Linked DNA regions of Homo sapiens: all the other regions are linked to region 1. The links are chromatin contacts, found by Hi-C or POLR2A ChIA-PET in ENCODE. All regions are on one chromosome and are shown on one strand. Each heading gives the region's core, a stretch centred on a gene start or an enhancer-like site at or near the end of the contact. The rest is flanking DNA. Distances are from core to core; before and after follow the strand shown. Region 1 has its middle 33 kb from the start of LINC01516. Region 2 holds the start of PRTFDC1 (phosphoribosyl transferase domain containing 1). Region 3 overlaps PRTFDC1 (phosphoribosyl transferase domain containing 1).

Region 1 (4,091 bases), core at 1,509-4,008:
ATTCACCTTATATCATAACCTGGAGGTAGTTTTATACAATATTTTAAACAATTTGTGCATGAAACAAAGTACTGACTGAGTTTTGACTAGAATTCATCACATGATGTCAGGTGCATAATTTTCCACTTGTAGAGTCACATTGGTGCTCAAAAAGTTTCAAATTTTAGAGCAGTTCAGATTTTGGACTTTCAGATTAGGGATGTTCAACATGTCCCTTCTATTTGGGCTGCTGCTTCTTGTCATACATTTACAAAAACATTGTGCTATCTCCTCGGAGAATCTGTCATACAGACAGTTCCCACTTGGTGCACTATGATTGTGATAGCTCCAGTTCTCCAGGGTTTCCAGGCATATGAAGGACAGTGTCTCTTTCCCTCTCATAATGTCTAAAATGTGTCCTTTTTTTCTTCCCCAAGGGGAAGCATCTTCTCATGGTTTTCTGTTTGCCTTGGCTCCCACGCTGGTTGCTAAATCAGGCTCCAAATAAGACTGTGGTAATTGCACTGAGGAACTGTGACTATGCCGTTCTGTGTTGCCCTGAAGCAATAACAACAATTCCTTGAGCTAAATAAATATATATACTTTTTCCAAAAGGACCAATTTTAGCAATTTGGAAGATAAGTTTCTCAAACAAACAAACAAACAAACAAACAAAAAAACCACACACAAAAACCCACTATTGGCTGTTAAGGGAAAGTATCTGTTTGGGGAAACCACCAAAAGGACTAGGAATTTCATTTCCACCAGTTAATCATTTACAATTTTTAAGTCTAGGCAGGCAAACAAGGTCCATGACAAAAAGATAAGAAAGTTGGAGAGCATCATAGGAACATTTACAAGTTCAAAGTCTAGCGATTAGTCTACGTGGCTGATGTGGTCAATTTCATGGTTTCCATTTCCCCCCACGGTGCACAGTGTGGGTTGTGTCTTCAGGGCAATGTGAGGATGACAGCGGGAATGGTTTCAGGATTTCTCCACGGCACTAAGCTCTTACTCAGCTGTGGGCCCTCCTGACATTTACTTAAGACAGAGCACTCTGTCTTCACCTCTACAACTTTCCCTATGTCCAAGTGGTTTTATGCCCATTTGTTGTAATCTTGATTTACTTAATTTCTTTACACACATCTGCCTATTGATGAATCCCATCTCCCTTCCCCAAATTTTTATAACCTTTCCTTTCTGATTCAACTTATTCCAGATCCTGGTAACCTGCAGTTTTTCCCTTTCTGTACAGCCTATCTCTAGGTGAGTTCCAGAATGACTGTTAACAATGCAGTTGGTATAATCCTGTAGCTCACTAGCAAAATTTATAGAGAACCAAAAAAAGTCTGTTGCCATTTTTTCAGGAGTATTGGTATATAAATCCAAAATTACTTCTTTCCAGTTATAAATTTTAAAAACATTTATTTTAATAGTGTTTTTAAATACAAAAACATTGGAGGCATGATGTAAATTCATCTGTAATCCTACCTTTCAGAGATATTTGTCTTAGACTTTTGGTACCTTTGCTTTAAAAAAATTACAATAATTGAGATCATTTTGTACATCAGTTCTTTAATATGCTATTTTTCACTTGACACTAATTTATAATTATTTCCCAAGTCACTGAAGTTATTATTGAAGCATGATTTTAAAGGATTCATCATATTGTATTATGTGGCTTCATCATAATTTACTCTACCATTCCTTTGATATAGACCTTTCCAATTTTGCTATTGTAAATAATACTATAACAAATACTTTCCCCCATATGTCTGGGGCATTTTATTTTATTTTATTGAGATAGAGTTTTGCTCTGTTGCCCAGGCTGGAGTACAGTGGTGTGATCTTAGCTCACTACAACCTCTACGTCCCAGGCTCATGCAGTCCTCCCACCTCAGCCTCCTGAGTAGCTGTGACTACAAGCACATGCCAACACACCCAGCTAATTTTTGTATTTTTTCTACAGATAGGGTTTTTTCATGTTGCTCAGGCTTGTCTTGAGCTCCTGGGCTCAAGTGATCCACCCACCTCGGGCTCACAAATTGCTGGAACTACAGGTGTAAGCCACCATGCTGGACCTCTAGGGCATTTTATCATAATAGGGGATTCTTGAAGACCACAAGAAATGTCTCTTTGTGGCTAGGTACAGTGGCTTGAGCCTATAGTCCCAGCTACTTGGGAATGAGATTAGGCCTCAAGGATTGTGTGAGTCCAGGAGCTCAAGTCCAGAGTCCAGTCTGGGCAACATAGTGAGATCCTTTTCTTCTTAAAGAAAAAGAGAAAAAAGAAGGGTCTCTTTGACACTGAACTGCAGGAATTGGCTACAGGCAGCAGTTATACTTTTGAAGAGATAAGGGGCTCTTGCTTTGCTTGCTTGTTGAAATGTTAGCTATTTTTGAGGATGTTTGAAGCCAGAGATATCAAGCAACTGCTGTTGACACCTGCTTAGGTTATCACTTAGGTAAGTCAGATGAAAGTTGACCAATTTTCAACTAGTAAACCGAGTTTGCAGGCTTCCTAGTTTCTATCTTCCATGCATTATTCCAGAATGAGAGTAAGGCTGGCCCTTCTGTGAGTGTTGATGTAGTGTTCCCTATTGTCTAATACACTGTATCTCCCCTCAGTGATGATCTGTCAAAGGAAGAAACACATCCATGAATAAAGTGCTCTCCAAAGTGAGATGTGTCCCAGGTAGAAGTGACACCCTTATCCCCTCCTTGCTCCCGTCATTGTATTTCAGATGGCTGCATTCGTTTGAAGTTCTTCCCTGTAGAGTTCCGTGGAAGGACCCTGACTCCCTCTAGTGGACAGCGCCACTAGGCAAACAATAATTCCGCCCGGCAAAGTCCAGAAGCCAGGAGTAAGTGTCCTTAAATGCCCTCTTGAAATAATGGAAGCTGTGTTTCTGAAGGAGACTCTTCCCAGTCCACAGAAGTTTTTGTCTTTAGCGGGCCATCTGTGTCGACTGCTGCCACAAGACATCAGGGGATTTTTTTTTTCCTTCAGGGCAGCAATTAATTCAATAATCTACAGAGTTGTGTTTCTTTTTCACTAGCGTTGGAGACTTGTTATGTCCAGATTTACTTTATGCCACAGGCAAGAGGCATTACTAATGTGAACAGAACCCAAAAGAAACAAGCTATGAATCTGAGAATGCTCATATAAAGGACTGGAAAAAAGTCATAAAATCATTCTTTTGCTTTAAAAAAAATTCATTAGGAATGTAGAGAAAAACAGAAGAGACTGTTACAAGCTGTCTTAATCTGTTTTGTGCTGCTATAATAGAGTACCATAGACTGGGTAATTTATAAAGAACAGAGGTTAACTTCTTACAGTTCTGGAGGCTGGGAAGTCCCCTATCAAGGTGACAGCACCTGGTGAGGGCCTTCTTGCTGTTCTTGCTCTGTCATCCCATGGTGGAAGAACAAAAGAGCACGAGAGAGAGAGAGACAGAGAAAAAGAGACAACTTGAAGACTTGAAGCCCGAAGTCCTTCTATAGTTGGCACCATGACCTAAATATCTCCTATTAGGGCCCACATCCCAACACTATTGCATTGGGGATTATGTTTCCAACACATGTTTTTTTGGGGGACACATTCAAGCCACAGCACAAGGATTACTGGAAAACCATATACTATGTCCGAAGGGTCTATAATATGTTTTTCTCACAGTTCATCCAATCACCTCAGATAACCATCCTGACATTTTAAGAAGGAATTCAGAAGCTTCTATGTATGAATTGTCTAAATCGTTTATTGGTCTCTACATGTGCTTATAACGAAGTCTTGGTAATCCAGATAATACAACCTGGTTCCTGGCAGTGGACCTATACCTCCTACGTATCTACCTACCTAGGGCAAACTGCTTGGAAACGCTGGGTCTAGATGTTCTTATTTGTAAAATTACAGGGTTGAATTAGATGAGATGTAAACAGCTCTTCTAGTTCTAAGTCCATATGAAAAATAACATGTAGTCTCTTCTTAGAGGACACCTAAGGGAAGATTTCTTTCCACTGTTGTCTGCCACCATCACTGTTTGCCTGTGATCTAAGGCAAGTTCCGTCAACAGAGCGGGAAACATTTCCTTTTTCTCATTCCTGGCTCAAGTG
Region 2 (4,252 bases), core at 152-2,651, 130 kb before region 1:
CTGAGCAAAAGCATCACTCCCCCCTTCTCCTCCAATTACCCTCTATCCTGTTACCCTCCTCCTATTGCACATATCTCTATTTGAAATTTTCTCTATTTGTTTACACACTGCTTGCCTATGTCTTCTCTAGAACGCAAGCTCATGAAGACAAGGCCTTTGTCTTTTGCACCCCAGAGCCTACAGCACCTCCTACAACCCAGCAGGACAATAAACGTGTGGAATGAATAAATCAACTCCTCATCCTTTCAGAAGGAAAGGTCCTGCTGTTAAATTAAGCACTGAGCCCCACATTTCAACCTGACCCTTCTGTCTGAATGTGACACGTTTCCCTCCCCAGCCCACTTACTTTAGTTCAGGCCATTCATATTCATAAACAGATTATCTGTGAATGACAAGCTGATCCCTGGAAAGAGATGGCAAGTTAGCCCCACCCACCATCCTCACCACCATTGAGTTTCACACTGAACCTGACACAAGTTATAACCACCACCTTCTAGGAAAACCACTTCTCAGGGAGCAGGGAGGACGTGGCCACAAGGTCAAGAACGGGTTGGATCCTAGCACACTGAGAGATGGGTACCCTCTGGCTGACACCGTCAGGATTCTCAGGGTTAATGAGGCTCAGTTCTGGGAAACCAGCACCCCACACCCTCCCATCCGGACACACTGCTAGATATTTTACATGCATCCTCCCAATTGGCTCCAGAGCCCAGCTTGCTGTTGCTCCCTTTTACAGACAAGCCATAGGTCACTCAGGAGCCGCCAGCGTGTCCTAGAGCTCCTGCAGAGGCCTCCACTGCCAGAGAGCCCCCAACCTGGGTACCAAAGGCTTCAAATCTCAAGCTCTGTCCACTTGAGCTACTTTATTTCCTAGCTGCCTTCAAAACCCCTCAGTGTGCTTTTTAAAAACAAAACTTGAAGCCCGCCCTGGAGGAGTCAAGAGGAGACCCAGGAAGAAGGAGGCCTCCAGAGCAGCACGCGGGGGTCTCTGGGGCCCTGCCGGGCTCGCAGAAGCGACTCCCCGTGGCTCGCGGGGATGGGGACGGCTGGGCGCCGGCGGGACGCTGCAGGAGCGAGCTACCGGCCGGAGGACACGGGGGGACGCTGGGAACTCGGGGTGAAGGGACGGGACTCAGAGTTTCGTCAGATTGGGGGCGGGGAGAGGAGGCCCGGGTCCGAGGATGGAAGCGATCCCCGCCGGGAGGGAGAACAAAGCGGTGGCCCTCTCTCTCCCCCGACGCACGGCAAGCATTTAATCTACAAGCAGGGTGCCAGGGAGGGAGGGGAGCGGGCCGAGCCCCAAAATAGGGAGTTTGCATTTACCACGACGCCTCGCCCGTAGTCTGGCGCCTCCTCGCTGCTCCCGGCCATGTTTCTCCCGGGGAACGCGGGAAGGGAAGACGGCGCGGGAAGGAGCAGGGAGGGCGAAGGCTGCGTGGGGGATGGGACGTGGGGATGGGGACGGGGACGGGGACGGGGACGGGGACGGGGACGGGTCCGCCCCGCCCCGGGCCCGCCGGCGGGAAGCAGCGGCCTGACGCGGATCCATGGCCCCGGCGCTGCGCCCCCTCCCCTGGCTAGGCCGCGGGGGCGCGGGGAGCAGCTGCCAAGCCGCTACCGCTCCCCCTGAGCGCGGGCCCCGGACGCGTCCCTTGCGGCCGCCGCTGTCGCCGCCGCCCCCTGCCGGATGGTCGCGTGCAGCCCCCGGCCCCGCCGCCAAGCCCCGCGGGGACTCTGGAGCAGGAAGCCCGCGGCAGGAAGAGAACGTGTCCCCCAGGCCCCTGATTCCCAGATCCACCGTCCCAGCCCTCGGGCTAACAATCTCCTTGACTCCTCCCTGCCAGATTTCATGCACGCGATTGTCCCAAGCAGAAGCGTGAAAGAGCCTGTGAGCCAGCGTGCTCTTGGAGGATGGGAAGTGTCCTGGATGTGTTTTCAAACCTTGGAGCCGCCACCCACCTCTCTCCACCTCCGCTCATCTCCCTCCACCTCCCCTCACCTCCCTCCACCTCCCCTCACCTCCCTCCATCTTCCTCCACCTTTCTCCACCTTCCCCCACCTCCCTCATCCCAGGGCCTGGAGCTGGAAAGATTACACCCGATTGCTTTTAGGGTGGCCCGGATCTGCAGTGATCAGATCTGGGCTTTGAGGATCCAGCCTTTCGGCCTTTCGTCAACTGCATTCAGGGGAGGAGGGGGAGAGATTTTTACACATTCTCTGCTTTACCAGTTTTGCAAGAACATCTGGTCAGATTGTAATTGTTCCAGGTTGCAGCTTTACTAAAGCAATCGCTCTTTTCTGATTAGAAATCCTTCTTGTATGAGTCTGTTGTTCATTTCAACCCCTCTCACATGCCTATGCTCCGGTTCTTTGTCCACTCCTGTAGGTTCCTGCTTTTTCTGGGTGTGTCTTCATTCCCCAGGTCCCTGACATCTCACCAGCGTCTTCATTCACTCAGCCCAATTCGGGTCGAAGCCCTGAATCCAAGAGAACTTAACACAGTTTTCCTGATGCAGGCGTCTTTTGTTCATCTTCGAATTCTGGCACACAGAGGGGAGAGGAATGCTGATTTTGCCTAGTTTAAAGGGGAAATAGTTATCAATCGGTTAATGACGTTCTAGGTTGGAAAAATATTAGTCATTCAGACTTGGCGCCCTGGTCCTGCTCAGCAGGGCTGGCTCTTCATGTCGTTTCTAAGCGCCAGCGCCTTGGAGGGTGCAGCTCCAGAGATCCCTGAAATCAGGCATCTGCTTGGCAACTGCCTTACAGAAATGGGGGGTGTTGTTTCTCAGCACACGGGTAAACATTTTCTCCTAGTAATTGTGAGAGGGCGTTGTTTTGAGCCATTTTTGTAGTCTGCATCTCACTTCTTTTCCCCAAAGTCAAGCACCATCTTTTATTTTCATTTTCAAAGACCAGGCCCAGGAACCATATTCACAAGCAACATCATTAAAATTTCCAGGAGCAGAAAAGTGCTATCATTAGGATGATGATCAAACTTTAGAGTTCACAAGACTCTCCTGGGGAGCTGGTTAATGCAGCTTCACTGGGTGGGGAAGATCTGTGGAAGCACCTAGAATCCTGTACCTGCTGAGAGACACCAGATGGGTGTGATGTGGGTGGCTCATGACCCATGCTTTAGGGGATTCCACTAGACCATCTTACTGCTTGGATATCAAAACTTAGCCATGAGGCTCAGTGTGGGTGCAGGGCCAGATTGGGGGGTACCAGGAACTTCAAAATATGTCACAGGAGTAGTTGCCATACAGAAGTCAAAAAGCATCAACTTTGGTTCCAGCCTAGACACTGCGGAAGATGTAAGGGAAATGGTAGATAAATCTTCTTCCCTTAGAAAGGCTATTAGTTTAAACGTAAAATCCAACAAGTTCACAGTGAAAAATGTAACTTGCTTGAAAGACAACAGGAATCTTATGAATGTGTGCTCAAGAACATCCTACATAGACTTATATAGGTCATCCTATAAAGGGCACAGAATGATGAGTAAATAGTTTTTAAAAATCTAATTCATTTTATTATCTTTGTATATTTTGATAATACTTTGTGCGGTCTGATTACACTTCGATACTTTGGAGAGCATTAACATAATACAAAATAATACTTGATAACCCAAATAGTATTTGCAAAGACCGGTATCCAGAAATAACAGCTCATCTGTCCAAGGCTTTATTCTTAATCTTGCATTATGAGGATTTAGAGGCAAAAATTCTTTTTAAACCTCAAATTTCTGTTACATGTTGTATTAGTCTGTTCTCATATTGGTATAAAGAACTACCTTAGACCTGGATAATTTATGAAGAAAAGAGGTTTAATTGACTCACAGTTCTGCAGGCTGTACAGAAAGCAAGGCTGGGAGGCCTCAGGAAATTTACAATCATGGCAGAAGGCAAAGGGGAAGCAAGCACGTCTTACCATGGCAGAGCAGGAGAGAGAGAGAGCAAGGGTGTAGTGCCACATACTTTTAAACCATCAGATCTTGTGAGAACTCACTCACTATAACGAGAACAATATGGGAGAAATCCACCCCCATGAGCCAATCACCTCCCACCAGATCCCTCCCCCAACACTGGGAATTACAATTCAACATGAGATTTGGGTGGGGACACAGAGCCAAACCATATCACATGTCTAGTGGAATAGCTTTGGACTAGGACCTCTATTTTTCTGTAACAATCCATGTTACTTTAGCCAATGAGTCTAAGCCAATTATATCAGTGTAATATACATCAATTTT
Region 3 (4,216 bases), core at 1,585-4,084, 180 kb before region 1:
ATCAGTTGATAATATTATTGGTCAATGCTTTCTTTCCACAGTAGTTGGACCTCTTCTTCTTGTGAGGTTAAAGCACAACTTTGTCTTATTTTATTGCAAGTGAAGGCATTCCTTTGTGACTGTGTGGTTGGGAAATGCTCTGAGATCAACTGGATTGGGGTTATACGCTTGGAGCTCTGTATAACTATTCCCGGCTATACTGTTTGAGTGGGACCAAACAGAATGACCTGCCACCTCTGACCAACGACCGCATCCTCCACAAAACTTAGGGGGTGGGAATTGATTTTGGGAAATAACAATTTACCCATTATATGGAAATCAAGCAGAGCATTTCTAGAGCATACTGATTTTTAACTAACCAGAAAGTGGACTCTACCATGCTATCATCAGAGATGCCACATCTGACATCTGAACCATATACTTTAGAGACAAAGAAAAAATACAACATGGCTCTTTAAAAATCCAAGTTTTCAAGATAATAGAGACAGATGACAATGATGAATGATGGTCATTTTAAACATGTTCCCACAACAATAAAATGCTCTAATTCAGTTAGAGAACAGCCAACAATGTTGCGGGAAGTATTCCGAGTTGAACAATAATGCTGCTTTTGTGGATTTCTTTATTTTACAGATATGGGTATCTGTGGACTCTCATCTACTGGTATTGGGGGATTTAGGGCATTGGTGGAAAATGGATTGGAAAAGAACTCAGAAATTTTATAGAACTCACACATTTTATTTATGAAGAAAGTGGTAGATATGTGGAGACTGCTAGCTGGTGACAGTTTAAAAATCAATTTAAAAAAACTTAAGCTATTCCATCAATGGGCAGAATTCCACAGTTCTCCTAATTTACTGATGCAGCCTCTCCCTTTTGAAAAGTGGCCTACTTATTTGATACCATTTCCCACACTGTTGGATTGGGAGAACTTAAGTAACTTTGCCCCTACAGAATTTCCTCCCAAATGTAAATTCTTGAGAAAACCTAAGCCAATACTGAGCAGATGTGAGAAACGGAACATTGCCCTGGTCTTGATTCCCAGTGTCTTAGCTCTGGGTGTGTAGCTTACGCACTGTTCCATGTCTAGGCTCAAAGAGGCAGAGAAACTAACAAGCCAGGAACTCGGAAGCTCTGTGGGTGATATTTTACCCTTAGGTAACTTAGAACTTTTGCATCTGAATTTTTCCTATCAACTTTTGCAGCTCCATAAAGTTATCCTCTTATTAACAGAAAGGCAACACCTCAGATCCTTCTAGAATCTTGAGTGGAAACAGAGGGAGAAGGAATGTGTGGAATAATTTTGTGAAAGGATAACTTGCTGAAAAATATGATCTTTTTGATATACAGCTCTTTATTCTTTTAAATATTCTCATCAAAGTGATTCACTGAATGAAAAAAATTCATTGAATAAAAAACATTCTACAAACCAAATCAACAAATCTATATAATATTGTTTGCAAGCCAGTTAGTTTGGAAATTTTAGTTCCTACATTTTGTACATGTTTATATTTAGAATTAAAAAATAAATAACCTGGGTAAGTACTGTTTACAAAGACTTGGGCCGAACATTTTATATAAATAAAAATCTATGCATAAAGCTTGTACCTAAAAAGGAAGAGCTCTGTTTCCCAGGCATGACCCTACGAAAGGAGACTATTTTGTGGTAACTTGTCGCTAACAGGTGTTTGCAATTAGATTTTGAAATTTGTGGGTCTGAATATGGAACCTGAAACTGTCAAAGTACAAAGCAAGTACAACTCAGAATCATATTATAGCATCGGAAATGTGTCTAGTTTTCTCGAATTTTTCAGAATCATATGCTTCAGACATCATTACAAATCTAACAGAAAATTGTGTCTTGGTTCCTATATGTATGTGTATCACAAGCCACAATTATAATTCCTCTGTTTCTCACATGGCCAGATCATGCTCTTGTTTCTTGTTTTTTGAATGGCAGAGCAGGGTAACATCAAGTCAATAAGAAAAAAGGAACTTGCAACTATGTAAGAAAGAAACTAAGTGGGTGTTTCTTTGTTGGCAGAATGTCAGCAATTAAGGGTGAAGGAACCCAGCAGGCCTGAGAGAGTGTAATAAAAATAGAAATTATAGATGGAAAGTCTCATTTAAAGAGAAATGACCACCACCACCTCACTTACTAACATACCCTAAAATGTTTTTTATTTTAAAGGCTGAAACAGGAATGTAATCCCAGCACTTTGGGAGGCCAAAGCGAGAGAATTGCTTGAGTCCAGCAGTGTGAAACCAGCCTGGGCAACATAGCAAGACTCTGTCTCTACAGAAAGTTAAAAAAAAAATTGGCCAGGCATAGTGGTACATGTCTGTAGTCCCAGCTACTCAGGAGGCTGAGGCGAAAGGATCGCTTGAGCCTGGTAGGAGGAGGCTGCAGTGAGCTGTGATTTCGCCACTGCACTCCATCCTGGGTGACAAAGAAAGACCCAGTCTCAAATAAGTAAGTAAATAGATAAATAGAGGCTGAAACAAAGCGACTTCATTTCTAATCTTTCACATGATTTTATACTAGTCATGCAGAGAATCTCTTACTGTTGTGTTGGCTCACTCTGCATTTGCAGTGAATTTCTCTTCCAGAACATGCATGAACAGCCAACTCCCCAACCACAGATGGTCTAAATGCACGGTGACTGCCACAGGTATCCACCCACAAGGGCCAAAGCCCCTTGCTGCAATTCCTGCACCCTTTATCTAAGGCGTGGTTGGTTGTTAGGAGGTGGTGGAGAACAGAGTGAAGGGGTGTGTCCTGGTGACGATCCCTGCACAGCTGCAGTGGTTACTGGCAGTGAAAACTGCTGCAGCAAAGGGAGGGAAAGAAGGAAACTGATGGCTCATAGCAATCAATGGATTACTCATCAAAGCTGCCTCATTGCTGGATGGAGGAGGGAGGTGATTATCCAGGATTTTTTTTTTTTCTCCTTAATCTTCCAACTGCTCTTTTGCAAAGCAGCAATCCACATTCTAGTTAGGCATTAATCTCTGCCTGGTTAGTTTGGCCAACTCATAGAGCTGTGGACGGATGCCAATGACTCACTATTACAGGGCCCCACTTTATTTTTATCTGCTCCAGGGCCACAGACTGTAACCTTCAGTACAGTTGATCATCTTGAAAAGGTGCATGTCATTGGAACCTTGAGCAGGAATGAATTCTAGGAAATGTGTAGTTCAGGCCTTTTGCAAAGGAAAGACCCAGTCAACTTCTGTCCAAGATCTGGTGGTTTGGTGGAGTACATCAGAACCAAGACTAGAATCTCCTCCTCATAAATTCCATTGCAGTGCAAACTGTCTTAGGAAAGGCGATTTTTCTAGGTGCTCCAGAGAAAGTTGACTTTTATATTTTTCTTCAAACTTAGAGCAAAGAGAATGACAAATTCAGAGAACTGTCTTTTCTCATCACCCAGTGACAAGGTAACAAGAAGGAAAGTAAAATGGACTCTAACAAGATTACAGTTAGATTTCCTTCTTCCTCATTGCCTTGATACTCTGACATAATTATTGGTTTGGATATTTATTCATTTATTCTTTTGTCAAATATCTGCTGATTTTAAGAAGGTCGTGAAAGACTGAGTTAGATTATTTGGCTCAAGTTTTCTCCTGTGAATTTAATAAGAAAATATAGGGGCCAGATGCAGTGGCTCATGCCTGTAATCCCAGCACTTTGGGAGGCCAAGGCGGGTGGATCACCTGAGGTCACGAGTTCGAGACTAGCCTGGCCAACATAGTGAAACCCCATCTCTACTAAAGATACAAAAAATTAGCTGGGTGTGGTGGCAGGCACCTGTAATCCCAGCTATTCAGGAGGCTGAGACAGGAGAATCACTTGAACCTGGGAGGCAGAGGTTGCAGTGAGCTGAGATCGTGCCTGAGATCGTGAGCGCTCCAGCCTGGGTGACAGGAGTGAAACTGCATCTCAAGAAAAAAAGTAAGAAAAAAGAAAATATAGGGATTGTTGTGAGAAAACATGTTTGCACCTTTTACTAAGGTGCATTTACTAAGTAAATTATTTATTAGGCATCCCCTATAAAGTGAAGACTAATAAAGCCAACGATTGGTAATGTTCTATTTGTTAACTGGTAATGATTATACACAAGGTTGTTCGCTTGGTGGAAAATTCATTAAGCTGAACATTCATGATGTGGACACTTTTCTGAATGTATATTGCACTTCAATTCAAAGTTTTTAA

What was found. A loop is a pair of places that touch in the nucleus more often than their neighbours do. ChIA-PET counts read pairs that join two places held with the same protein, here RNA polymerase II (POLR2A). Pooled maps may share reads with other maps.
Region 2: a map of CD4-positive, alpha-beta memory T cell shows a loop between it and region 1 (14-fold over the local background). The contact joins the promoter of PRTFDC1 here to the enhancer-like site in region 1. A Hi-C loop is called at or near these places in 9 of 168 maps with a recorded cell type or tissue (CD4-positive, alpha-beta memory T cell, Caco-2, GM12878 and 5 more), 4 of 37 single-sample maps with no recorded cell type and 22 of 50 pooled maps. POLR2A ChIA-PET finds 5 or more read pairs at or near these places in 3 of 52 experiments (BJ, H1 and WTC11).
Region 3: a map of GM12878 shows a loop between it and region 1 (5-fold over the local background). The contact joins two enhancer-like sites. A Hi-C loop is called at or near these places in 4 of 168 maps with a recorded cell type or tissue (GM12878, HCT116, HepG2 and 1 more), 2 of 37 single-sample maps with no recorded cell type and 5 of 50 pooled maps. POLR2A ChIA-PET finds 5 or more read pairs at or near these places in 1 of 52 experiments (BJ).

The regions. Positions count from the first base shown.
Region 1 is chr10:25,078,378-25,082,468 of GRCh38, forward strand. No RefSeq gene overlaps it. Among named protein-coding and RNA genes, the nearest start is that of LINC01516, 33 kb to the right of the region's middle. Within about 2 kb of position 2,759, at least 5 of the 41 ENCODE cell types and tissues checked have a DNase peak (open chromatin) inside an H3K27ac peak, as active enhancers do.
Region 2 is chr10:24,951,205-24,955,456 of GRCh38, forward strand. It overlaps PRTFDC1 (phosphoribosyl transferase domain containing 1), which reads right to left and starts at 1,402. Exons shown (of 9, transcript NM_020200.7): 1 at 1,324-1,402. The coding sequence starts at 1,371. It also overlaps a transcript of THNSL1 not described here. RefSeq lists a silencer at 1,563-1,752.
Region 3 is chr10:24,899,262-24,903,477 of GRCh38, forward strand. All of the region lies in intron 3 of PRTFDC1 (phosphoribosyl transferase domain containing 1), which reads right to left. Among named protein-coding and RNA genes, the nearest start is that of PRTFDC1, 51 kb to the right of the region's middle. Within about 2 kb of position 2,835, at least 19 of the 41 ENCODE cell types and tissues checked have a DNase peak (open chromatin) inside an H3K27ac peak, as active enhancers do.